Linked DNA regions of Homo sapiens: regions 1, 2, 3, 5 and 6 are each linked to region 4. The links are chromatin contacts, found by Hi-C or POLR2A ChIA-PET in ENCODE. All regions are on one chromosome and are shown on one strand. Each heading gives the region's core, a stretch centred on a gene start or an enhancer-like site at or near the end of the contact. The rest is flanking DNA. Distances are from core to core; before and after follow the strand shown.

Region 1 (4,175 bases), core at 817-3,316, 740 kb after region 4:
TTTTTGCAGCTTTTCCAAAACAGAAAAGAAATAAAAAGAGAGGATGGTTTGTTATTCCAAGAGGTAGAAATGCAAAAGGAGTCAGAATATCTTGAAAAAGAAGAAAATGTTTTGGCTTTCTGGCTTGTTGCTGTGTAATTATTTTAAAATATTTCAAATGACTACTTTGCTAAATTTTCTTTTCCTATAGCAACTTGAGATAAACATGTGAAAGTGATTGTTCTGACTCTTGTTCCCCAATTCATGTTTATTTATTTATTTTGCTAAATATAACTGTATTTAGAGAAAACCCAGGATTCTCTTTGAAGTTCCAGCCAGAACCTTAAAGCCTCTGAAAAGGCATCAAGGGAAAAACAAAAACAAAAACAAAAACAAAACTCAGCCTTGGTGATGGCCACACCCAAAATGATGCCTACCTTCTCTCTTCCCAGAAAAAAAAGTTTATTTGGATAAAGCTCTTAAGCTATTTCTTTCTTGTTCTAGTGAGAACCTGTAGCTAGTCCTCCTTAAACTCCCTTTCTCCTAAGCCAAATGGATAGACACCTGTAAAAAGTAGAGTCAAATAGCAACAACTCTGGAACTGAGACAGGAATCCTAGATCTGATTTGCTGTGTGATCTTGGATAAGATAGTTAACCTCTCTGTGCCATAATTTCCTCATCTACAAAATAAGGGTTATAAATGTACATACTCCGTAGAGCTCACTGAGTGTTCACAAAAATCCCACCTACTTACAAAAAGTCACTTATTAGTTATGTACCTGGCATATAACTAATACTTGATAAATGCTAACAATTATTGGTTTCCTATATGCAGCCTCCTACCTCTAAATGCAATACCTCTTCTAGGATACAGATTTTGTAGTAAACTCTGTAAATTTCCTATTTCCAAAGTTGTTTATATTTTTAAATTATTCACATTAGGAATATTTTGTTTATTTTCACATCACAATTTTTTTGCAGGCATTGCTTGAGAACCAATTTATTCTTGATCATCTTTTTTGATGTGATGCTTATCAGTAATCCCTGAAGAAATCTAATTTAAAAAAAAGCTTCAACATCTATAGCTGTCTATGTTGGATTTATTTGCATTAGCTATTTAGATGAGTCTCTCTAGCTTGGCATTTGTCACCTTTTTTTAACTTTTTTCTTCCCAGGAGATCAACATCTTTGCATCCTTCTATCAGTACTTTGAATCTTGTATTTCACTTGAATGCCCAGCCCCGCGTCAGCGATGAGATATTGATTTCTTCTTGTTGTCATTTAACATTCTCATGGAGACCCTGGCGGACCAATTTACAAATGATTGCTAAAGTGCTTTGGCAAATCGTGGTGTTTTTGACAGAGAAAGAAAAATACAGACTATGAAAATTTTGTACCTTTCAATGGGGTTCACTTAATGCCATGCAGCCTTTCTCCTCATGAGCATTTTCGGTCACCACTAAAGATCCTGTTTGGCTTCTTTGATCCTGCGATGCACAGGGCTCCCTCCTCCAGGCAGGATGTCTCATCTCCGGACTTTGTGGACTGGGGTTGATTCTTTCACGCCCAGGGGGCCTCACCTCCGGGCCTGCTCCTTTCTTAGAGGTTAGTCTTTGCGTGAGCAGGCACACTTGTTCTGAAACCACCACCATGGGGTTAATTTGCAGATCCTCAACCCACCAGGCAGACTCCACTTTCTGACCCCATCTGTCAGACGCTGAAATTCATGGTCCTTCCCAGGGCAGAAGCCACGAGCCACAGAGCAAAGCTGCCATCACTTTGTATATTTCAGGGTTATTTATTAGGCCTTGGCTTGGAAGTCTAGCCAGGAGGTTTTCACTCAGGGTCTGTTTGCCTTACGCAGTCTGTCTCTGAAGTGCAATTTGGAGATACAGAGACGTCAGGGTAATTTTCCATCCTCTGGTGACAGTGTTATTATTGAGAAGGAAGGATGAGGGCCGCTTGCTGTGCTAATGACTGCTTCTCATTTCATAGGCTCCAGGAGACCCAGGCTGTAAACGACTGCACATAGTCAGGTTCCCCCAGAGCCTCACATGGAGTTCCTCGCCCTGGGGAAGTGATGTTAATGGTTTTCTTTGCAAATCCCTCTCCCACCCACTTTCCTGACAGGATTATAGAATCCCTGTGTCTAGACACCCTGGGAGCTCTGAGGATTTCCTGAGCCTGTTTTCACTCACTCATTGTGATATCTCCTATGGAGGCTGAGTCAACACCCAGTATTGTGAGTATTGGGGGCGTAAAGGAGATGTTAGGATCATAACCTAAAAGTCCCTGCCTCCCACCCGCAGCCCCCTCCCTGACCCTGTGACCCATCACGCTAGCCTTCTGCACCCTTTGATTCTGTGCTTTTCAGAGCCCCGAGAAAGCTCCGAGCCTAGAATGCTGCTCCTTTCCCCTCTTCATCTCCTCAATGTCCACCCATCCTGTGTCACCAGTCATCAGAGAAGCCTCTGTGCCTCCACCCCAGAAGAGGTCAGGCTGGAAAGCTCTTAGAACCTCTAGTTTGCTTCCTTCAGTGCCTTTCTTCTATTTCATATTTGCGTGAGAATGTGCCTGGCCTCTTCCACCCGAGGAACCTGAGAGGCTCCTGTGAGCTAGGGCAGGCTTGAGGCTCTGCTCACCAGCGCATTCAGCAGGGAGGAGAGGCTGGCACATGCAAATTCCTTTCTTTAGTCATCTTTATTGTATGAATGGCTGCGAGGGAGTAGCCTCGGGGTATTCAGTGGGGAACTGTGAGTCAGTAGAGGGGTATATAATAGGTACTCACCTGAAAATGGTCTTTTGTCTTTCAGTTTACCCCTGGGAAAGGGTGAAAAAAAGGAGCTGCTACATGGTGGGTTACTTGAGTGTAGGAAGGAGAACAGGCATAGGATCCATTCACGTTTACTCTTCTTGACGTGATATATGCATGTGAATAGCCTTTAGGAGCAAACTCAACACTCAGCTAAATTGTAGTGCATGTCATTTCCAACAGACCCTTAGACTATTAGAAAGGGCAAGATGATTGTCTGTTTCAGCGTTGACATGTGTGTGCACACAGAACTCTTTATGTAGAAGAGATAATGTATCAAGTGGGGTAAAAAATGGAATCACTGAAAAAAAATTATGTTTTTCCATGGAAGGGTAATTATTGCCCAAAATAGAGCACAGATCAAAACATCTTAATTCTTTGCCATTCTCTTTTGGATTGTAAAAATCCCTGTACTCTCTATATTTGCCATGTCAATGACCCAAACGCCCAGGCATTGCAGGAATGTGGCAGAGTTTGAGTTGAGTCTTACGTATTCATTTAGAAAATACTTACCAGGCAGTGGCCACGTGCTGGGTACTCTGATCATGTTTCAGGGTCATGCAAGACACAGTTCCTGTCCTCAGATGGCATGGGGTGATGTGAAGAGCCTGGGGTTTGGAATCACACCACTTTAAATTGGAATTACAAATCTACCATTTACCAGCAGCATAAACTGGGACAAGATGTTTAATCTCCCTCATTCCCACTTCCTACATCTGTAAAGTGAGGTTAATGCTGCTTATCTCATAAGATAGTTTTGAAGACTAAATAAGACACAACCATGTATAAAGAAAGTCAGATCGCCGCATGCCCTCAGTCAAAACCCTTCAAAGGGTTGTTAGGAAATTGGGAATAGAGTTTGAAATTCTTTGTGCTGCTACACGATCTGACCTTTGTCTGCCTCTCTGTCCATCTGTCTGGTTTTTGCTGCCTTGCTCTGTGTGCTCCCAGTGTGCTGGCCTCCTCCCTGCATCTCCAGCCTCCCAAGCATCTTCCTGCCTCAGGACCTTTGTGCTGGCTGCTTCCTCTGGCTGGAACAGTTTTGCTTCCAATAATCACAAGCCTTTTGCTCACATTAATCAAGTCTCTCCTCCAGAGGCATCTCCGCAAGAGTTCTTTCCTGCCCTCCAGCCTGAAATATCTCCCATCACTCCGAATTCTTTAACCTACTTTCTTTCTCTTTATAGCCATAATTCCTATCTGACGTTACGTGATATGTCTATTTGCTTCCTGTCTGTCTGAAAACTCTGATGAAGGCGGGGCACAGTGGCTTGTACCTGTAATCCCAGCACTTTGAGAGGTCAAGGAGGGAGAATCATTTGAAGACAGGTGTTTTGAGACCAGTCTGGACACCATAAAGAAACCTCATCTCTATGAAAAAAA
Region 2 (3,758 bases), core at 500-2,999, 640 kb after region 4:
GGCAGTCTTGTGGGACTTGTAGAACCCTTAACTTGTGGAGGTCTGTGCTAACTCTGGGTAGTTAGTGTCAGAAATGAATTGAATTATAGGAAACTCAGTTGGTATCAGAGAACTAGAGAATTGGTTATTGGAAAAGAGACAAAACACCGAATGACTCTGACTCTTGTGTGGAGGGTAGTAGGAAGGGGACCAACAGCAGAAGAGTCAGGGAGACAAACCAGCCACCTAATGTAAGTAACTGGGAGAGACAGCAGCAGTCATGATAAGACATACTTGTGATGCAGTGTGGGCAAGCCCCAAATTTGGGGCTTAGCCAGGGAGAGTTCTTGGCTTCACCCAGGAAATAATTCAAGGGTGAGGTGGTGGTGGTAGCAGCTGTTATTGAAGTGGCAGTGTATGGCCGCAGCAGAGGTCCTGCTCCTTGCAGAGCAGGGCTACCCCATAAGGCAGTGCGCCCAGAGCAGCGGCTCAGGGGCAGTTCTGCAGTCACATTTATAACCACTTTTAATTATATGCAAATTAAGGGATGGAGTATTCAGAAATTTCTAGTAAGGGGCAGTAACTTCTCGTGTTGCCATGGAAAGGGGTGGTAAATCTTAGGCGTTGCCATGGCAATGGTAAACTGACATGGAACACTGGTGGGGTGTCTTATGGAAAGCTGCTTTCCATAAGACCCTGTCTTAACTAGTCCTCAATTTGGTCCAGTGTCTGAGCCTTCCTCCTACCTCACTTGGATTATGGATGTATTTTGAAGAGAAAATCACTGTGATTTGCTTATGGGTTCCATCTGGGATGGGAGAGAAAGAGGAATTGAGACTGATTCAAGGAATTGGGCATGTGGAAATACAATGTAACTCTCAATGCCCCAGTGAAGGAAGTGTCTCTGGAGCCCTCTGGAAACATATTGTTAAGGGCTGGGTTAGCAGGTCACACAAGATTGTCAAAAGACAAAATTACAACAAATTCAGTTTGAAGATCTTAATTGGTTTTTATCTGCAATTCTAGAATAAGGCAACAACTCATAAAACAAAATGAGTGTTCCGTTGAGCCAAGCAAAGGAGGTTGGTTTTATAGACAGTAAAGGGCTGAGGAAAGCAGAAACAGAACAAAAAATGGGTTGGTTGTTTCAAAGTTACTTTTCTTCTAAAGCAGAAAGAACTTTTTAAAATTATGCTGGCTTAAACTGGCCTGTTTGGAGATTTGGTTATTCTCTCTCTCTCCTGATTTCTTGGAAAGTTAGATTAACAGCTTAATTTCAGCTTGGTGGTATGGAACTTCAGCAAGAGTGACTTCAGTTTGATTTGGTTTGTTGGGCCTGGTGCAAAAGTTCAGTTCAAACAAATAAATAGCCTCCTCTAAATCTTATTTAGCATAATAAATCCCTTCCAACACTCCCATCCTCCTATGCCTGTGAATTTCTTCTCCTATATTGTACCAAGGAATTTCTGGCATTTACACTACATTCAGTGTAAGTCACCATTTAGTCCACTCTCACTCAACCAAATAAGCCACAGTTAGAACCATAGCTGTCTCCAGCACACTGAATCCAGAGAGTCTAGTAAGTGCATTCACATTGATGGATGCAGATGGAACTACAACTGCTTCTGCCTCCTGTGCACATTCTTCTGGCAAGTTATCTGGTGGCTTCTTGCTCCTGCAACCCACCTCCTCCAGGAAATGTTCCCTGAGTCATTGCCAGCACAGTGACAAGCTCCCCAGAGAGGCAGCCCACTCGTGAGCCCAGCTCACTTATCTCATCTTCCTGCGTTGGGGAGGAAACTGCCTCCAGAGACCGGAATTCCTGGGGCCTGCAGGGATACCCCCGATGCTGCAGGGGGAGGGACGGAGCTCCCAGGCCCCTTCCTACCAGAACGTTCTACAACCCCCATATAAATTCTTAGAACCCAGAGTTCCACGGAGCATGAAACAGTCATCTGCTTTCACTTTCATGTTATTGAAATCATGTGACATCACAAGGTCACAGGGCTGGACCAAGAAGGGAACAAGACTTGGATCTCCTTCCAAGGTGTGCAAGAGGGCCATGTTGTAACATATTAACAGTATCTTTCATAAAAGAGGGGAGACAGCCAGTGGTGATGAAGAGAGATTTTTTTTTTAAGTTTTCAATTAAGGAACTTGAAATTCTGAACATTTACATGTGAAATTCAGCTGCAGCATATCTGGATATAAATAATACATTGAAATTTATGTAGTTAAGCTTTACAGGAGTCGGACAAGCTCTGAAAGGATTTGCATTTCATTCCGTTTTTTAAAAAATGTGTTAACTAAAAATAAAATAATTTCAGGCATATAAAGTAACTAAGTCAGTAAGGAGAATTTGCAATAGAAAATGAGTCACATTTAATTCAGTGCCTGTGTCTTAAACCATTCATGGGATTAATTTACAGGATAAAGTCACCCTGGGGGTGGGAGAGGGAGGAGGCTGCTCTGAATTATAAGCCAGGACATTGGTTCTGGCCTCCGGATTGGTTCCATCTTATTCTTCCCTGCTCTTCTTAGAACTAGCTCTCCTTTTTGTTTAAACAATGCCTGGTAAATATTTCTGCAGCTGGAGAGGTCGCAGGTGTGGCAAAGAAGGACAGGAGGTGAGAGGAGAGGAATAGATGGGGAGACCCATAGGCTGGGCTCTCTCCACATTCATCTTTTCCTTGATCCATCGCTTAGGGCTGCTTTTCTCCTGAGTGTTCAATTCCGAGCAGGCATTCAACAGCCTTTTGGTGATTATATGAGTCTCCTGAGAGGCTATAACAAAGCATGACAAACTGGGGGCTTCAACGAAGGAAAATTTATTTGTTACAGTTCTGGAGGCCGAATTCCAAGAGCAAGGTGCAAGCTGATTCAGTGCCTGGTGAGGGTCTGTTTCCTGGTTCATAGATGGCCCCTTCTTACTGTGTCTTCCCATGACAGAAGGGGCTAGGTAGGCTCTCTAGGGTCTCTTTTTAAAGAGCACTAATCCCAGTCATGACCTGATCACTTCCCAAAGGCCGCTAATACAATCACTTTGGGGGTTAACTTTCAACATATGAATTTTGAGTTGGGGGCACAGACGTTCAGACCATGGCAGTAGGTTTTCAGTTCTCCTGAGACTGTGCTGAAGAGTGGAATTTCTGGGTTGTATGGTAACTCTGTGGTTCATGTTTTGAGGAACCACTCCTTTTTTTTTTTCTCATTTAACATGTAAGGAAATGGAGGCTTGGATAGTTTAGGTCAACTGGCAAATGCAGCTAGTAAGCCAAACTGCTGGGAGTCCAGGCCAGCAGTTTTCACCCGGACCCCGTGCACGGAACTCCTCCATCACACTGACTTGCCGTGCATCCGGAAGGACTGGAAGTTATTTTGGTGAATGGGGGCAGGAAGGACTCCTGGGAAGATGTGTTACATCCTAGAAGTATGGGAGGACTTTTTGCATTTATGTGGGAGGAGAACAACTAGACCATGCATTTTGTGGGATGAACTGACAGAACAGAGGTTGAAGGAGCTGTTCCTTGAAGGGCCTTGCATACCATGCTCAGGAATTGAATGCAGAAAGATTTTAAGCAGAAGCGTAAGTATGAAAAATATATGCATGTAAAAGAAAAATGAAACCCAACCTCATATGAAAAGGCAAACACAGAGGAAAAAATATTTGCAGCCACATGACATTGGGTTAATAGCTTTGTTATATAAAGGACTCTTAAAACTGATGATGAAAACATTTAAACCTAACTAGATAAATGGGCAAAGGACATGAACAGATG
Region 3 (3,814 bases), core at 976-3,475, 570 kb after region 4:
GTGTATTTATTCTGAAACCTGGCTTAATCCTTTCTTGCTAAAAGATTACCTGAGGCATATCTGACAGAAAAAGCAGACCCCAGTTCCATCTTGTGGAAAGCACTAAGAGCTACTAAATAAGCCCGGACATTCCCAGCATGAGTGTATTTCATTCCCTTTGAGATCCCACCATAAAATGAAAGTGAAGAAACTCGGTAACATCAGTCGCCCACTGTCAAGTGCCCACCCTACCATGGTGGAGGAGAAACAGAATGTGAGGTAGATAATTAACGGTCCCATCTTATGCAATCAGTACAGTGAACTAAATGGGGCAGGTTTAAGTGGCAATTTTGGCTCAAATGCCAGCTCAGCCACCAGTAAAGATGATGGGTTCAGAAGGGTTGGGATCATTTAGAGAAGTGTTTGTTTTCTGAGGCTGAAAGTGGGAGCTGTAATCTGGAACCTTTCATGCAACATGTGTTTCTGGTTCTTCAGATTCAATTGTTTTTTGATAGAGACATTGCAAATTATGAAAGCACAGCTCATGACCTAGAAGTTTTGCAGCACGATCGTTTCCCTTCTGGACAACTTCCTACAAGACTCTGGGTTGAAAACAGCAGGATGAATCCAGGCAGAAAGGAGATGCTTTGAATCTGATTTTTTCCTGCAACTTCCTTTTCCAAAATAAATAAATAAATAAATAAATAAATAAAAATAGCGGAATGATTCTCCAGCCATTGAAATCATTAATCTGCCCTCAATTAACAAGATTCTGTTTAGTTTTAAGATTTCTGGCCGGGCGCCGTGGCTCACGCCTGTAATCCCAGCACTTTGGGAGGCCAAGGCTGGTGGATCACGAGGTCAGGAGATTGAGACCATCCTGGCTAACATGGTGAAACCCCGTCTCTACTAAAAATACAAAAATTAGACAGGCATGGTGGTGGGCGCCTGTAGTCCCAGCTACTCGGGAGGCTGAGGCAGGAGAATGGCATGAACCTGGGAGGCGGAGCTTGCAGTGAGCCGAGATTGCGCCACTGAACTCCAGCCTGGGCGACAGACCGAGTCTAAAAAAAAAAAAAAATTCTTTCTTGTGTTGCTTTTATGTGTGTGTGTTTGTTTATTGACCTATGTGAAAGGAAAAGGTGTATTCACATTTTTACTATTCACAATTTCTTGACCCATAAGTTTATTTTATGCCAATTTAGACCTTCATGATCACCAATTTCATCCTGGTGATCAACATTAATTAACTTTCACTTGCAAGTAGCCATGTCCAGGTCTCCAGTGGGAAAGGACAGAGTCTGAGAATTCTCTGAGAGTCTGAGAATATGGGTTCAGGCCCCATATCTCCCTTTTTCTGGACATGGTCGACTGTTCGGCAAATCACTGATGCTCTTTGAACCGCAGTCTCCTTATCCTTTAAGTGAGTGAATTGGGCTGGATTTTTGCAATGCTCCCCTCCACCTCTACCTTTTTATCAGTTCATCTTCCATTTCTGTAACTGCATCCCCTTTCCTTTAAGTGTTTCACTCCCTTGTGTCTGTCTTTCGAAGAGCTTCTCATTCCCTTGTCTTAAATTTCACTTCTATGCTAACTCCTACACACACACATCTTGATGTATAGACACATGTACATAGATAAGAATAGATATGGATCCTGTATTGCTATTTAACCACCAGAAACTTGCACTTATCTGTCCTACTATCTTTCATCAAACCCCTTATCCAAATTTTGTAGAACTTGCTATTTCCTCCCAATACAGATATTCTCCATTCTGGACTTAAGGTCTCTTCTCTATGGCCTCCCCATTATCCCAGAACCTGCACTAATACTTAATATCCTTCTTTATCAATTGCCAAGTCCTATTGTTGTCTTCTGTCTTCGGAATCTGACATCTCCTTTCTGCTCCCACTCCCAGGACCCAGTGGCTTCGTTTCTCAGTAACCACCCACTTGATATCTGGCTCAAACCAGGAGAAAGTTCCCCAACAGGGAGTGGGGACTGCTCACTTGCCTGTCTCACTGTCTGTCATCGAAACCCACAAATGAGACAAAGAGATAATGTGGTTTAGGACTCAGCTTTCAGTTCAGAGGAATGGATGGCTGCAGCCCCAGGAAGAAATTGAAAAGCCAGGGAGCCAGATGCATCCCATGGGACCCTGCCCAGAGCTCGGCCACCGATTGCCCGGGACACCCACCCCAGTGTCCGTCAGACCCTGCCCTGAGCCCAGCCGCCAACTGCCTGGACACCCACCCCAGTGTCCGTCAGACCCTGCCCATAGCCTGGCCACCCACTGCCTGGGACACCAGCCCCAGAGTACATGAGACCCTGCCCGGAGCCTGGCCACCCACTGCTCAGGACACTAACCCCAGTGTCTGTCAGACCCTGCCCGGGGCCCGGCCACCCACTCCCTGGGACACCTGGCCCAGTGTCCGTCAGGAGTTTTGGCTCCATCTTTGCTAAACGCTTTTTGTGATTGATTTCATTTAGCCCTGACACCGTTTCTGTGAGGAAGAGACTGTTGCTGCTTCTGTTTGAGAAATGACAAAGCTGAGTAGCTAAGAAGTTAAACAGGCCCGTGCCAGGCCAGTGGCAGGGCGGGGGTTAGAGCCAAGGTCTGCAGGATTCCAGATCTGGGCTCTGAACTCCCTGCACTAATCTGCCTTACCTTTTAGACCAGCTCCTTTTGGTTTATTTTTTAACTTCTGTATTCTTTTTTTAAATGACAATTGTGAGACAAGATAGCAAACATAAAAAGCCATGTTTGCTCATTTCTGCTTGAACCCCTCACTGTGATGAAATGCAGTCCTCTGGAACAATGCCTTGAGGACAAGGCAGGACAGAGCCCGCGGCCACCCACATCCTCCCTGAGTCACTACATCCTTGAAAAGATAAATAACCTGAACCTTTGCCTTTGCCTGCACATAAGATAACGTCTGAAAGGGTAGTCATCTAGAACCAGATGTACTCTCACATCCAAACTTTGACGTGATTTTGCACATACTCAACCGCCGCCACTTGCATATAAGCTGTGGCTGAAACTGGTTTGGAGCAATCTGACCCATCTGCTCTGGGCCCTAGGTCTCAGCCTATTGTCCTCATTAAGACTTCTGAATAAAACTAACTTTAATTCTTTAAAAGCTTAATTTTTGTCTTTAGTCGACAACAACAATGGCTAAGAAAAAGCAAGTCTAAAGTGGTGTCCTCAGTGGAGGGAGAGTCAGTCTGCCCGTTCTTCATTTTTTTTTTTCTTTTTTTCGAGACAGAGTCTTGCTCTGTCTCCCAGGCTGGAGTGCAGTGGTGTGATCTCAGCTCACTGCCACCTCTGCCTCCTGGGTTCAAGTGATTCTCGTGCCTCAGCCTCCCAAGTAGCTGGGACTACAGGCGTGCGCCACCATGCCAGGGTAATTTTTGTATTTTTAGTAGAGACGGGGTCACCATGTTGGTCAGGCTGGTCCCAAACACCTGAGCTCAGGTGATCCGCCCACCTCAGCCTCCCAAAGTGCTGGGATTACAGGCGTGAGCCACCGTGCCCTGCCTGACAGCCCCCCTGTTCTAAGAATGGAAACTTTCTTCTATTTCTGTTGCCTCTGCCTCTGCTCCATTGCATCTTCCCTCCGCATCCTTAATGGAGCTCCTGAGCCCAGTTCAGGATGGCTGTCCTTAGAATTCCAGAGATTTGGTTGGGGGAGTCGTCTCTCGGGTCATTGCTTCCCATGGGCATGGCACCTTTGATTGACAAACACAGAAGGGCTTGTAAACATCTCTTCCTGTCCAGGACTCAACACCTTTTAAGATCCATGGTTTCTAAAGAAAAACCTGGATTTGGTTGAAA
Region 4 (3,938 bases), core at 992-3,491:
CAGCTTGAGCTTTAAAAATACTCCAGCATGTAAAAATAGTGTAGGCTAACACTGAAAAAAGAAAAGCCAGACACTATATTGTTTTCACCGTAGCTCTGCCATCACCAGAATCCTTTCCTGAAAGGTACAACACTCAACGCTTCACCACGATGGCCAGAGAGGGCAGTGTGCACCCACGGGAAAGGCAAAGGCAGAAACGCTGCAAATCCCTTCACCATTGGAGGAGGCGCTACCAGCCCCTACCCTATCCAGCTCGATTTTATCAAGTTCTGCAGGTAAAGCGGTGTGACAGATCTACGCGATTTCATCCGGGGGTGCTCTCGGATGCACGGTCAGTAGCATGCTGACAACCTTACCGTAGTGAGGGCGCAATCCGACAACGGCAGAAAATTCAGATAAGCAACACGATCAGAAATCCTAGTGTGCATACGGTTTATCACGAAAGAGTAAAAACATTCCTTTCCCAGGAATGACTGTAAAAATTAGGAGTTAGAGATATGAAAGCCACAGGATGAATTTCAGAGTTGTTTTCAATTGTAATAAAGAAATCACTACGGATTTACGGTTTGTGAAATATTCATCAGCTAGAAAGTCCTAGGTTACCTTAGTACAAGCTGTAGATACGTTTACAGTGGGGTAGTTAAACGTTTCGAATTACTGAAATCTCAATTACGAATTTAGGAATATGTGGAGAGTAGACAATGTGTCCAATTAAAATCAAAAGCAAAATTACACTGAACTTTCTAATAAAACAAATTTGAAAAAAGTGCTGTTAGGGAGCAGGAAAAAAGTCACTCTACAAATATTAAGATACAGTGCTGAGTTATACATAACACCGTTAATAATGCCTCAGCCGTACCCTCGAAATTTTTAAAAAAAGAACATGTTACGACATTACAAACACGTCAGCTTTCAATTTAAATCAGCAGGGGGAAAAAGGGAAGTCCTTTACTGAGTGGTGGTGCTGTTTTCCCTCTGGAAATTGAAAAGACGATTTATTCAGTCCGAGTTTCAGGAGCAACTTTGTATCCCAATCCTAATTATCTATGTATATAAATTTTCATCTAAATTACCACCTCCTGGGAAATGCAAAGCCGGTGGAGTAGGTTTTAGAGCTCTGTGCTCTGGACAAGCCAACTGTTTTAATTCCCAGTACAACAAATTAGTAAGAACCGAACACCAGCGGCGGGGAATTCTGAGACCTCTGGCGGAGCGCGAGGAGCGCCGCGTCCCGGGAAGCACCCGAGCAGCAGCGCTCCCCGGGGGCCGGGACAAGCCGGGTCCGCGGCGCCCGCGCGCCGCCCCCGGAGCCCGCAGTGGTGCCGCAGCCTCCGTGGCCGCAGCAGGTGGGACCCGGCTGGCCCAGCAGGCCCCGTTCCCCGCCGCGAGGTGCAGGCGCCGCGGGGCTATTCGAAAACCACTGCACGACGTCACGGCCGCGGCTTTTATTGTTCTCGTGGAATTACTTTTTGCCATCACATCTGGAGAAAGAGCGGCCTCCGCTCCACGACAGGAATCTCACAACTTTGCAAAGGGATGCGCGGAATTCTACGGAAGCGGCGCGAGGGCGCAGCCCGGAGGGCCCTGCTGGGCCCAGGGGCCTCCTGGCCGCCTTCCCGACCCGATCCCTCTTCCCACACGCGCCCCGCGAACGTCGGCCGGACTCGCAGGGGTCGGAAGCGGCGCGCCCGGAGAGCCGGCGGAGCCGGGCAGGGCTCGCGCCCCGCGGTCCGCTCCGAGTAGCCGCGAGCCCCGCCAGACAAAGAGGCGCGTCGGGTCCCGGGCGCGGGTAAGGGACGCAGAGGCGCGGGCAGGGCGGCGCGCCAGCCTCGGCCCGCAGGGGGCGCCGTCCGTGGCCCCAGCCCCGGTCCTTACCTTTGAGGACCGAGCAGAGCCGCTCCAGGGCCATGTTCCCGAGCTGCCCGGCGCTTCGCGAAGGGCTGAGGTAGCGGCGGCGGTGGCTCGGCGCTCACGGCTCGGCGCGGCGGCGACGGCCCCACTCCGTCCCCATCGCCGGCCAGCAGCTGCCTCCCCGCTCCCCTGAGGAGAGCTCAGGTCCTGCGGCCCGCCATGCCCGAGCCCCACAGTGGGCTCCCGCGCGGCCCGAGCACCCCGACGGGCGCCGCCTCCTGCTCCGCGGCGCCCCGTCCCATCGACCGCCCGAGGGCCGAGGAGTGCGGACGCGCGGCGCGGGACCGGCAGGCAGCTCCGCCCGCGGCCCCGGCGCGGGATCCACTGAAGTGGCGGGCGCGGGGCGCCCAGGCTCATTTAAGGAGGGAGCGCGAGCGCCGCGTGCCGGCTGCGCCGCCTGTGCGCATGTGCCCGCCCCGCCCCGCCCCGCGCCGCGCCTCGCGCGCCCGCCGCGGCCTCGCGCCGTGGGACGGCGTCGCTCCCCGCCGGCTGCCGTTAGGGCTGGGAGCCGGCTGGGCGCGGGGGTAGTGAGGGTGCCTCTCGCCGTGGCTGCGCGGCGGCCTCGTCCGAGAGGCCGGCGCCGGGGCAGTGACCGGCCCGTGCCCAGCCGCCGCGCAGGGCGCCCGGGGCAGCTGGCCGAGCCCTCGATGCCTCCCGTCTGACGGAGGCGCCCGGGAAGCGCCGCCCACCTCGGCCCCGCACCCTCGCCGGCCTGCCGGGTCTCCGCCAGCCCTAGCAGACAGAGAGGGGCGCCGGTCCCTAGTCCCCCAGACCTCCATTCAAGGTCAAAACTTTGCCCAGCTCAGCCTTGCTCGACCCTGGGCAGGGAAGCGCGGACATCGGCAGAGGGAGCCCGAGGCTCTCCGTGCCCTTCGCGCCGGTGAGTTCCCGACCCGCGGCGCTGCCGGCGTTTCCCTAGCGCCCGCCAGGTTGACAGGCACTTTAGTACCAACTCCTCAGACTCCCCCTCATGAAGTAGGTTTTAGGGGATTGGAAAGTCGAGGCCAGAGAGGTGAAGCCCTTCGTCCAGAGCCGCGTAGCGAATGAGCGGCAGGGCTGTGCACCTCCCCCGGGGCTGCCCTCCTAGCAGCTAACCACTACGCTGGGCAGCTTCGCCAGCTGATGGGAGTCTCCAGGTCTGCCAACAACTGCCTGGCTGTTGGTGGTATTCATGATCCTGCTTTATTTTCTCCACAGCGGTTATCACACTGATATGACCTTCCTCATTTATTTATTTGTTCATCCTTTATATCTCCCTCACCCTCACACCATTAAAATATCAGCTGCTTGCAGGCAGGCCGACTGCATTCATTTTTTTCACTCCACACATACGTATTGGGTGTTAATTATGTGCAGAAGACAATGATTGGTGCTGGAGATAACAACCGTGATCAAGGCCTTACCATAATAGAATATTTATGCCTGTCTCTGCGTGTAGTAGGAACTCTGTAAACGTTTGTCTAACCAATTGTAGCTAAAGACAATGTCAGGCAACTGAAACATTTTTCAGGTGTTAAGCTCTTCTCTCTCACTTTGTATTCCTTCAAGAAAGGTACAAAAGCATAAATAATTCATGAGATTTACAAAGGAAAAACATACTTAACACCAATTAATATCGAGGTGTTTCACCCTTTGCCATGTGCTGTGAATGGGGGCATAAAAGATGGGTAAGTTTGGGTTCCTAAAGGTAACCACCTACTACAGTTAAGATCGCACACGAGAACCAATTAGGAAATAAAACATTTAAGAACTTTTTCCCACGGATATGAAAAGGTGGCTCACGCATGTAATCCCAGAACTTTGGGAGGCTGAGGCAGGCGGGTCACCCGAGGTCAGAGGTTTAAGACCAGCCTGGCCGACATGGTGAAACCCCATCTCTACTAAAAATACAAAAATTAGCTGGGCGTGGTGGCACGCGCCTGTAGTCCCAGCTACTAGGGAGGCTGAGGCAGGAGAATCGCTTGAACTGCACTCCAGCTTGGGCAACAGCGAGACTCCGTCTCAAATAATAATAATGATGTAGCATA
Region 5 (4,355 bases), core at 456-2,955, 590 kb after region 4:
ATTTCTTTAGAACATTAATGTTTAAATTGAAATTCTCTAAGCTGGGTATGTCCGTTAGCTATTGCTGTGTAACCAATGAAGTATTTACTTAACTCACTATGCTGTAGGCCAGCTGGGTGATTCCTCTGGCCTTGACTGGGCTTGCTCATGCATTTTTGGTCAGCTGTGGGTTAGGCAGGTGACTGCTGATATTGGCAGGGCTTTCTCAGCTGCTGGGGTTTGGCTGGCTGTTGAGAGGTCTAGGAGGGCCTTGGGTCTTCTCCAAATCCAGCGAATCCAGCTTGCTCACTTTGCAGTACTGGTGCTCCAGGAGAGAGAGCAGCAGCATGCAAGCCCTCTTAAAGCTTAGGCTCAGGACTGGGAGCACAGTTTCCACACATTCTATTGGCTACAGGAAGCCCAGATTCAAAGGATGGGGTGAAAGACTCTACCTCATGAGGGGAGGAGCCACAGATCACATTGCACAAGGCATTGATACAGGGGGGATAAAAAACTGGGGGTTTGGTTTTTGTTTGCAGTTTATCACACTGGAAGAATTTTATACAGACACTCAGATACAAACAAAAAGCTTGTTTTAGCTGCTGGAATGTATTATAGAAGCAATGATCAGAGTGGTGAGACGAGGGGTCAGAATGTAAAAGAAGATGTTTTTCCTGCACTCTAATTTTAAGCATCCTTTCTCCCAGGGTTCAACCTTGGTTATTTTGCTGTTGTTATTCTCTCCCTTCTTATTTGGCCACATTTTCAAAGAACTGGGATTTTCAGAAGCCTAAGATCATTTAAGATACAGGTTTAAATCCTGTGTGTTTGGAGTCTTTGTACTGTGCAGTTGAGTACTTTTGACTATAATAGTTATTTTTCTAAGATGTTCATACTCACTATTTCTTTGTGGCATTTGAGAAAGTCCTGTCTTCTAATTTAGGATCATCAAATTAAAAAAAATTGAAACGCTCTTCCCCACTCCTCTCCCAAAATTATCTTCTGGCAATATTTGTGGAGCTACAATTTGCACCTCCTGTGAAAGTCTTGAGACTCCAGACCTGGAGCTGCCAATTCAGGAGCCAAGGCGGATGAGGTCTGAGTGAGCTGTTGGACAGTACCTAGGAGGCCGTAGGAAGTGGTGTTGGGTCCTGTGGTAGACCAGCAGTTCTTTACATTTACATTTGCTACCTGTTAACATCACCCAGGGAGTTTTTTATTTTTTTATTTTTTTATGCCCAAGCTGCATTCCAGACTAATTAAAACAAAATCCTTGGGAGTGGAATTCAGGTATTACTATTTTTTTTTAAGTTCCTTGGGCAGTTTTAATATGCAGCCAAATTTAGGAACTAGTGAACTAAGCCAGGATTTCTCAATCTTTAATGTGCAGACAAATGACCTGGGGACCTTGTTAAAATACAGATTCTGACTCATCCTGTCTGGGGTAGGCCTGAGATTCTGCATTTTTGGTAAGTTCCTGAGTGCTGCTGATGCTGTGGGTCCTCAGACCACAGTATGACTAACAGGATGTAAAGTAGAGAGCTCAAGCAGCCTGAAAACTTTTTTTGCAGGGGGCAGGGGACTGGTCTCCTGTATGAACATAATTTGTGCCGACAATTCAAAATTAAGAGATTTCTCATAAAAATGGTTATTTCTGGTTTCTCTTAAAAAAAAAAAATGAAAGTGCCTACAATCCCCAGCTCTGCCTTTCCACACAGACTTGTGCTAAAGAGTGACTGCCCCACAGGAGGGGGTGCAGGTGACTCACCAGGGCAGGCTCTGAAATGCCTTTCCCTGCATTTGTTTATGAATAGGATGAATCTGTCTTTCATTTTTTCCATATAGACTGGCAAGTCGTCTTAGAACGCACAAGCGTACATGTGCGTCCACAGCAAAACCACGAAGTCAAAACACCAGATGATAAAGTGGAAAAGGCAAAAGGAAAAGGGAAAGAATAACAATTCTTTAAAAGTTACATGTGTTTATCAGTAAGGAAGGTTTTGGTTATATCAGAAACTTACTTGAGCTGTTTTAAGGGAAAAAATAAATGAGGGAGAGGCTGGGTGCAGTGGCTCACACCTTAATCCCAGCACTTTGGGAGGCCAAGGCAGGCAGATCACTTGAGGTCAGGAGTTTGAGACCAGCCTGACCAACAGGGTGAAGCCCTGTCTCTACTAAAACTACAAAAAATTAGCTGGGTGTGGTGGCGCACGCCTGTAGTCCCAGCTACTCTGGATGCTGAGGCAGGAGAATCGCTTGAATCTGGCAGGTGGAGATTGCCGTGAGCTGAGATCGCACCATTGCACTCCAGCCTGGATGACAGAGTGAGACCCTGCCTCAAAAAACAAAAACAAAATAAGTGAGGGAGAATTGTAAGCATAGAACGGTGCTCATGGACCCGTGATGCAGCAAGGCTTTCAGGGAAGAATAGAACCAGGGAGGGGCCTGGCTGTCAGCAAGGGGGACCCTTTCCTTGCTTTCATCTCACTCCTCTCTGGACATTCTCCTCCTCCTGTGTCTTTGCTTTCTCGTTCTCCAGTCCACACAGTAGAAAACACAGCCACCAGCAGTACCTGCGTTTACATACCAGGGGCCTTGCTATACATTCCCAATCCATATTCCTGAGGAAGAAATTATAATGGCTCAGCCTGGTAGAGGAGGAGGGACATCGCTGTTAACTGGGAGAACTGGAGGATGTCCAGCGAAGCTTCTGTTATGCTAAGGAAACTTATTGCAATTAAGCATAAACATTGAGCCATCCTATGTGGAGAGAATGAATGCGCTGAAATTCTAGAATGGCCCCAGCCCATCCCAGAGGCAGGGGATAGACAACGAGGTGTCTCGACTCCTTTGCTCCTATGGCATCTTTGCCTTTTGAAGGAGAATCTGTCCAGTTGCAGAGTCAACTATTTCTCAATAATGATAATAATAATAATAATCCTGAAGATGCAGCAAGACCAGCAGTGCTTCACTGATTTTTTTTCCTTTCCAAAAGGCATGCAGAGCATGATAATCACCTGAAGGCAGCAGCTCCTGACAGCCGGCTACAGGCTGGCTTTCATGTTGTGGGTGGCATTAGGTAGATAACCCACAGGAATCGTCTCTGGATCTGAGGTCAGGAGAACACAGCCAAGGCTACACAAGACAGAGAAGATTCTGCTGAATTTCAAAAGGTAGGAAACTGGGTTAAATGTGAAAATGGGAAGAGAGCAGAGGAAGATATTCATAAGCCAGGTTATTGAGAAAGAATGGTTTATAAGAGTGTGCACTTACTCCCCTATAATGAGGTCTGGGATTATCTGTAAAAACATTTAGCTCTGATTGTTTTAAAAGAAAAGATAAAATGCTTAATATGTGGCACCCTGGAGTGTGCCTTTGTGTGTGTGTATTTTAAATGATCATCCTAACGAAACACCTTTAATGTACAATGGATCGAATTATACAGCTTCCCATCAGAGAGTGCGAGGGAGAACAAAGCCTCAGATGTTGTACATTCAGACAATGAGGTGAGAGCAGATTTGAGGATAAGAGGAACTGAAGTGCCTCGTATAAGCCTGTATGAATGCTCCCATCTGGTCCTAGGACTCAACTATCTGACATTGGCAAAGATGTTTCATAATACATAGGGCCAAATGCTAAGTCTACCTTATAATTAAAAATATCCCCTAGGGCTCTTCCTTGAGGTCTGAGAAAATGTGATTATACTAAAAATTATATCACATATGGGAGGAAATAGCAAAGTAACTCACCCCACTTGTCCTGGGGTGGAATCTTCAGTTAACCTTGTCAGAGATCCTAAATGTTATGTTTACTCTTTCTCTGGATCTATTAAAGCTATAGGTGCTGGCCATTCTCTCTGGAAAATGAAAAATGGCCCATTCTTCCAGATACTCTCAAGTTAAGTGTGATTGTTACAAAGGCCTGGCGGATTCACATAGAGACAGACAAGGAAACTTCTGGGCTCCTTTCTCTCACCCCGCCCTTCCTCTCTTTTACTGTGGAATCAGTCTGTTGGAACAATGCTTTAAAATACATCTGAGTGGTATCAGAGCAAGAATTCATTTGTACTGAGGCATGGCTTTTATCTGTAAGGAAGGCTATTTGAAAAACCAGGCCTTGCGTGGTGAGGGCTCTGAGGTGAGAGCAAAAAAGGACCGTCTACCTCTTATCACCTGGGCTGGCTTGGCTGGCTCCTTTCCCAGAGCCTCTGCTCTATTTACCTTCAACTCCCTTTCCAATGGGCTGAGCTGGCCTCTACTTAGGCTGACTGTATTGACATTTGCATTAAATACTTTCTGGCTGCTCCTTCAGTTTCTGTCTTCACTCCTGGAGATTTCTTTCTCTTTTATTTTTGAGACTGAGTCTCACTCTGTTGC
Region 6 (3,798 bases), core at 341-2,840, 820 kb after region 4:
TGCGATACACAGTCATGTGTCACATAATGACATCTTGCTCAACAATGGGCCACATGCATACATGACAGTGGTCCCGTAAGGTTATATTGGAGCTGAAAAATTCCTATAGCCTAGTGACGTCTTGATGATTCTGACCCTGTGAAGGCCTAGGCTAGCATGTGTGTCTGTGTCTTAGTTTTTAACAAAAAGTTAAAAAATATTTAAATAGGAAAAACGTTATAGAATAAGGATATAAAGAAAAAAATTTTTTGTACAGCTGTATGATGTGTTTATGTCTTGAGCTAAGTGTTATTGCAAGACTCAAAAAGTTTTAAATGGTTTAAACGTTTATAAAGTATAAAAGTTATAGTCAAGTCAAGGTTAATTTGTTGTTGAAGAAAGAGAAATAGTTTTTATAAATTTAGTGTAGCCCAAGTGTACAGTGTTTATGAAGTCTACAGTATTGTACAGTAATGTTCTAGACCTTCCCATTCACTCACTACTAGCTCCCGGACTCATCCAGAGCAACTTCCAGTCCTGTAAGCTCCATTCATACTACATACTCTACCAAGCTGTACCATTTTTAATCTTTTATACAATATTTTTACTGTAGCTTTTCTATGGTTAGTTATGTTTAGATACACAAACACCATTGTGTTACAATTGCCTATACACAGTATTCAGTATAGTCACATACTATACATGTTTGTAGCCTCAGAGCCATAGGCCACACCATACAGCCTAGGTGTGTGGTAGGTTCTACTATTTGGGTTTATGTAAGTGCCCTCTGTGATGTTTGCACAGGGACAAAATCACCTAACAACTCATTTCTCAGAAAGTATCCCTGTCATTTAGTGGTGCATGACTAAATGGTGCATAATCATATTAGGAGGTTGAGTTTAAGAGAGGCAAGTTGTGAAGAGCTTTATCTACCCACTTTAATAGGAAATTTTAGGCAATGTGGAGATATTTGAAAATATGGAGGTAAATAGAAGATATAAAATGAAAGTTCCTGAAAGTGGTTGCCTCTAGGAACCAGGGAGAGGGAGGGGTGTTATATGTGTGGGGATTGATGTTTCTTGTTATAAGCTTTTAAGCACTAATTGACTTTTTAATGATGCAAGTGTGTTTCTTTGATAAAATTAAAATTGAGGGAAAAGAGAAAATTGCGTAAGCACTTCTCTACTACTTAATTTATGTACCTTATGAATTGGATTTCCATAAATGGGTTTTGTCCAAGCAGGCTACTCGTGGAGATTGCAGATCATAAATAAGAATTGCTGATATTAAGGAGGTAATTAATTGGCCAGTAGCCAAGGAGAGACCCTTCATTCCTAATAAAGGAGTCCAGGCTCCAGCTTGAAGAGTCAGGATCTCTATTGTGGGCTTCGTTCTTGCCAGGATTTGAAGAGAAACCCTTTACTAATCCACACTTTGCAACACAATCCACCTGATGAGTCACTGATACTGTTGGTGAGAGCCTAAATAATCATCATTCCAACTAGAAGAATGCTCGTGCTTGCTCTCTGTTGCCATAGAAACAGTGCAGCTCCAGTCTCCCTGTTGCTTTGGTAACCCACCCCCCTTTCCTCACATCACTACTGCTGGGGTATTTTGCTGCCAAGATAATGGTCTCTATTATGGATTGAATGTTAATGGGCAGTCCTTTACCCCAGACTACACCCAGCCCCTTCTGCAGCTCCACATTTGAAGGCCTTGTCTAAGTGGCATCTCAATGAGATGGTAATAGATACTTGAATCAGATGGAGAGGAGCTGTAGTGATGGGGGTGGGAGGGGATAGAAGAAGCGTTCAGCTTCTAATCTTGAAAAGGGAGGACTCGGAACTTGGAGAGGCAAAAATGAGGAAATCATCCATTAGAGTGCCTCAGCTGTGTATGAAGTCCTAAAGCCATTTCTTCCAGTCAATAAAAGGTAATGCTAAGTAAGGTTTATTGAGGAATGAATATATGCTGGATACTGGGTTAAGTACTTTTTGCCTATTTAATCCTATTTTACAGAAGAAATGGATAAGGAATCTGTTCAATGTCACAGAGGTTCAGAATTCAAACTCAAATCATAGTCACTGCACTAAGCTACTGCTCACTTGAGAATGGAACAAGCAAGGGTGGCATCAGAGAGTGCCCTTACACTAAAAGAGCTTACTTTTCAACTGGAAAAAGACATTTAACACAAAAGGGGAAAAATTAGAAGATGACATCTTATAGACCGTGTGAAGTGCAAAGTTCTGGTGCCATGTTCACAAAGAGGCGAAAGTGGGCGAGACATTACAACGGCCTTTCCATAGGAAAAAAAGAAAGAGGGCTCCTGCAGACACTGAGAGGAATCTAGGAGACAGGAGTTGCCTGATTTAGTCTCAAACCTGATACAGCAAGAATCAGGGGCAAGTTCAGGCATCAGCCCCAGAGCAGGTGTTTAACCTGAGTCACCCTGGACTGATGATGGGTTTTCAGTTGTCAGCAAAGTAGAAATTTGGCTCCTCTCCTCTTCGTTTGAAATTCAAATTTTCTTGATACTGCCTCTTTTACTTTGAAATTCAAAAAAAAGTTGAAGTTTCATATGAAATTGTTTTAAATTTTATGGCTCTCAATTTCACAATCCAATAACCCTGTTTAGTTTACAAGATTTTTTTTAGCCACCTAAAGTCCTCATGGCATTAAGTGGAGTATAAATCTTCAGAAATAGAATTTCTATGGTGTCCTGATTTTTTAAAATCAGAATTACGATGCTTCGACTTGTCCTTCTGTATCTTCTAATTCTTCCCCCATTCTCCTCCTTTAACACTCCAGGGCATGGAAGTCATCCAACAGCTGCTGGAGGGACTGTGCAGAGTTACGACGGAGACAGTGACTCCTCCAAAGGGGTCTCGAGGGTAAAGCATCTTGATGTCTTTATCTGCAGGGTCTTTTCAAGCCCAAAGCAGTGGTTCTCAATCCTGAGCTCGTTCTAGTCATCTCCGAGAATAAACATGTGCAATTGTCAATGCCAAATCAATATATATTGGTTTAAAATGTTTATAATACAGATGTATGTTGTCAGGAAATCTTGGAGGGAGGTGAATGCCACAGAACACCTGACAGTAATATCAATTGTTGGCTAAATGATAGCTTGCACGTGAGACTGTCTAGATTCAAATCCAGCCCAACTTCTCTCTGTCTCTGTTTCTTCTCTTTCCCAGTAGCTGTGTAACCTGGGGTAAGTCATTTCATTCTCTTAAGTCTCAGCTTCCTCTTCTGCAAAATGGAAGAAAAGGAAAGTCATATTTTTGTGCAGATTAAATGAGACAATGCATGAAATAGATTATAGTGGTACCTGGAATGTAATGCTTAATAGATATTAACGTTTTTATTCTTAGAAAAACAAATCCACTAGATGTTTAAGGTCCTCAAAAAGATTCATCTCTCCTAGCGACTGGCCTTCTGTGCATTTTTTCCTGTTTCAGTTTGTGAACTTTGGAATACAGGATTTCCTAACACTTCCTGCTACTGCTCTCTTAAGCTCCTACCTGGATTTGGTCATTGAGGCCCTGATGTTTCCAGTTTTTTACCTTGCTTCATCCTTGCATCTACCTACTCAGCATCCTACATCTTGATTTCTATGGCTCTGCTTCTAGACCTAGGATAAACCCTGATCTTAGTTACTCCCTTGCTCAGGAATAGATTTCTTATATTCTTGATGGTGGACTTGGGTGAGATGGTGGATCCAGGATTATAATTAAAAAGAGTAGGGAAGGAACCTAGGGCCTTTGTAAAAAGAAATCAGATGTCTTAGCATCTGGCGAATTGGAAACTGCTGCCCCA

The links. A loop is a pair of places that touch in the nucleus more often than their neighbours do. ChIA-PET counts read pairs that join two places held with the same protein, here RNA polymerase II (POLR2A). Pooled maps may share reads with other maps.
Region 1: a map of A673 shows a loop between it and region 4 (2.6-fold over the local background). The contact joins the promoter of LINC02192 here to the promoter of NETO2 in region 4. A Hi-C loop is called at or near these places in 2 of 168 maps with a recorded cell type or tissue (A673 and chondrocyte), 11 of 37 single-sample maps with no recorded cell type and 6 of 50 pooled maps.
Region 2: a map of naive thymus-derived CD4-positive, alpha-beta T cell shows a loop between it and region 4 (4-fold over the local background). The contact joins the enhancer-like site here to the promoter of NETO2 in region 4. A Hi-C loop is called at or near these places in 1 of 168 maps with a recorded cell type or tissue (naive thymus-derived CD4-positive, alpha-beta T cell), 6 of 37 single-sample maps with no recorded cell type and 13 of 50 pooled maps.
Region 3: a loop to region 4 is called in a map of mammary epithelial cell, with 5 times the contacts of the local background. The contact joins the enhancer-like site here to the promoter of NETO2 in region 4. A Hi-C loop is called at or near these places in 3 of 168 maps with a recorded cell type or tissue (Calu3, MCF 10A and mammary epithelial cell), 3 of 37 single-sample maps with no recorded cell type and 6 of 50 pooled maps.
Region 5: a map of IMR-90 shows a loop between it and region 4 (4-fold over the local background). The contact joins the enhancer-like site here to the promoter of NETO2 in region 4. A Hi-C loop is called at or near these places in 4 of 168 maps with a recorded cell type or tissue (IMR-90, MCF 10A, chondrocyte and 1 more) and 9 of 50 pooled maps. POLR2A ChIA-PET finds 5 or more read pairs at or near these places in 1 of 52 experiments (activated CD4-positive, alpha-beta T cell).
Region 6: a loop to region 4 is called in a pooled map, with 2.7 times the contacts of the local background. The contact joins the promoter of LINC02134 here to the promoter of NETO2 in region 4. A Hi-C loop is called at or near these places in 1 of 37 single-sample maps with no recorded cell type and 4 of 50 pooled maps. POLR2A ChIA-PET finds 5 or more read pairs at or near these places in 1 of 52 experiments (OCI-LY7).

Annotation. Positions count from the first base shown.
Region 1 is chr16:47,885,064-47,889,238 of GRCh38, forward strand. LINC02192 (long intergenic non-protein coding RNA 2192) reads right to left here and starts at 2,067. Exons shown (of 2, transcript NR_110649.1): 1 at 1,378-2,067. The region is part of intron 4 of LINC02133 (long intergenic non-protein coding RNA 2133); the gene reads left to right. RefSeq lists enhancers at 1,811-3,010, 2,551-3,365, 3,366-4,175.
Region 2 is chr16:47,777,987-47,781,744 of GRCh38, forward strand. No RefSeq gene overlaps it. Among named protein-coding and RNA genes, the nearest start is that of LINC02133, 79 kb to the right of the region's middle. RefSeq lists enhancers at 1,511-1,600, 1,661-2,010. Within about 2 kb of position 1,750, at least 7 of the 41 ENCODE cell types and tissues checked have a DNase peak (open chromatin) inside an H3K27ac peak, as active enhancers do.
Region 3 is chr16:47,710,479-47,714,292 of GRCh38, forward strand. No RefSeq gene overlaps it. Among named protein-coding and RNA genes, the nearest start is that of LINC02133, 150 kb to the right of the region's middle. Within about 2 kb of position 2,226, at least 3 of the 41 ENCODE cell types and tissues checked have a DNase peak (open chromatin) inside an H3K27ac peak, as active enhancers do.
Region 4 is chr16:47,141,704-47,145,641 of GRCh38, forward strand. NETO2 (neuropilin and tolloid like 2) reads right to left here and starts at 2,242. Exons shown (of 9, transcript NM_018092.5): 1 at 1,876-2,242. The coding sequence starts at 1,909. It overlaps ITFG1-AS1 (ITFG1 antisense RNA 1), which reads left to right and starts at 2,365. Exons shown (of 4, transcript NR_110904.1): 1 at 2,365-2,791. RefSeq lists silencers at 246-335, 346-395, 1,223-1,372, 1,543-2,382, 2,443-2,772.
Region 5 is chr16:47,731,211-47,735,565 of GRCh38, forward strand. No RefSeq gene overlaps it. Among named protein-coding and RNA genes, the nearest start is that of LINC02133, 130 kb to the right of the region's middle. RefSeq lists an enhancer at 2,504-3,703. Within about 2 kb of position 1,706, at least 4 of the 41 ENCODE cell types and tissues checked have a DNase peak (open chromatin) inside an H3K27ac peak, as active enhancers do; they include IMR-90, where a contact is called at or near this core.
Region 6 is chr16:47,964,099-47,967,896 of GRCh38, forward strand. LINC02134 (long intergenic non-protein coding RNA 2134) reads left to right here and starts at 1,591. Exons shown (of 2, transcript NR_146502.1): 1 at 1,591-1,912. It overlaps LOC105371237 (a long non-coding RNA gene), which reads right to left and starts at 1,338. Exons shown (of 4, transcript XR_933513.2): 1 at 1,182-1,338.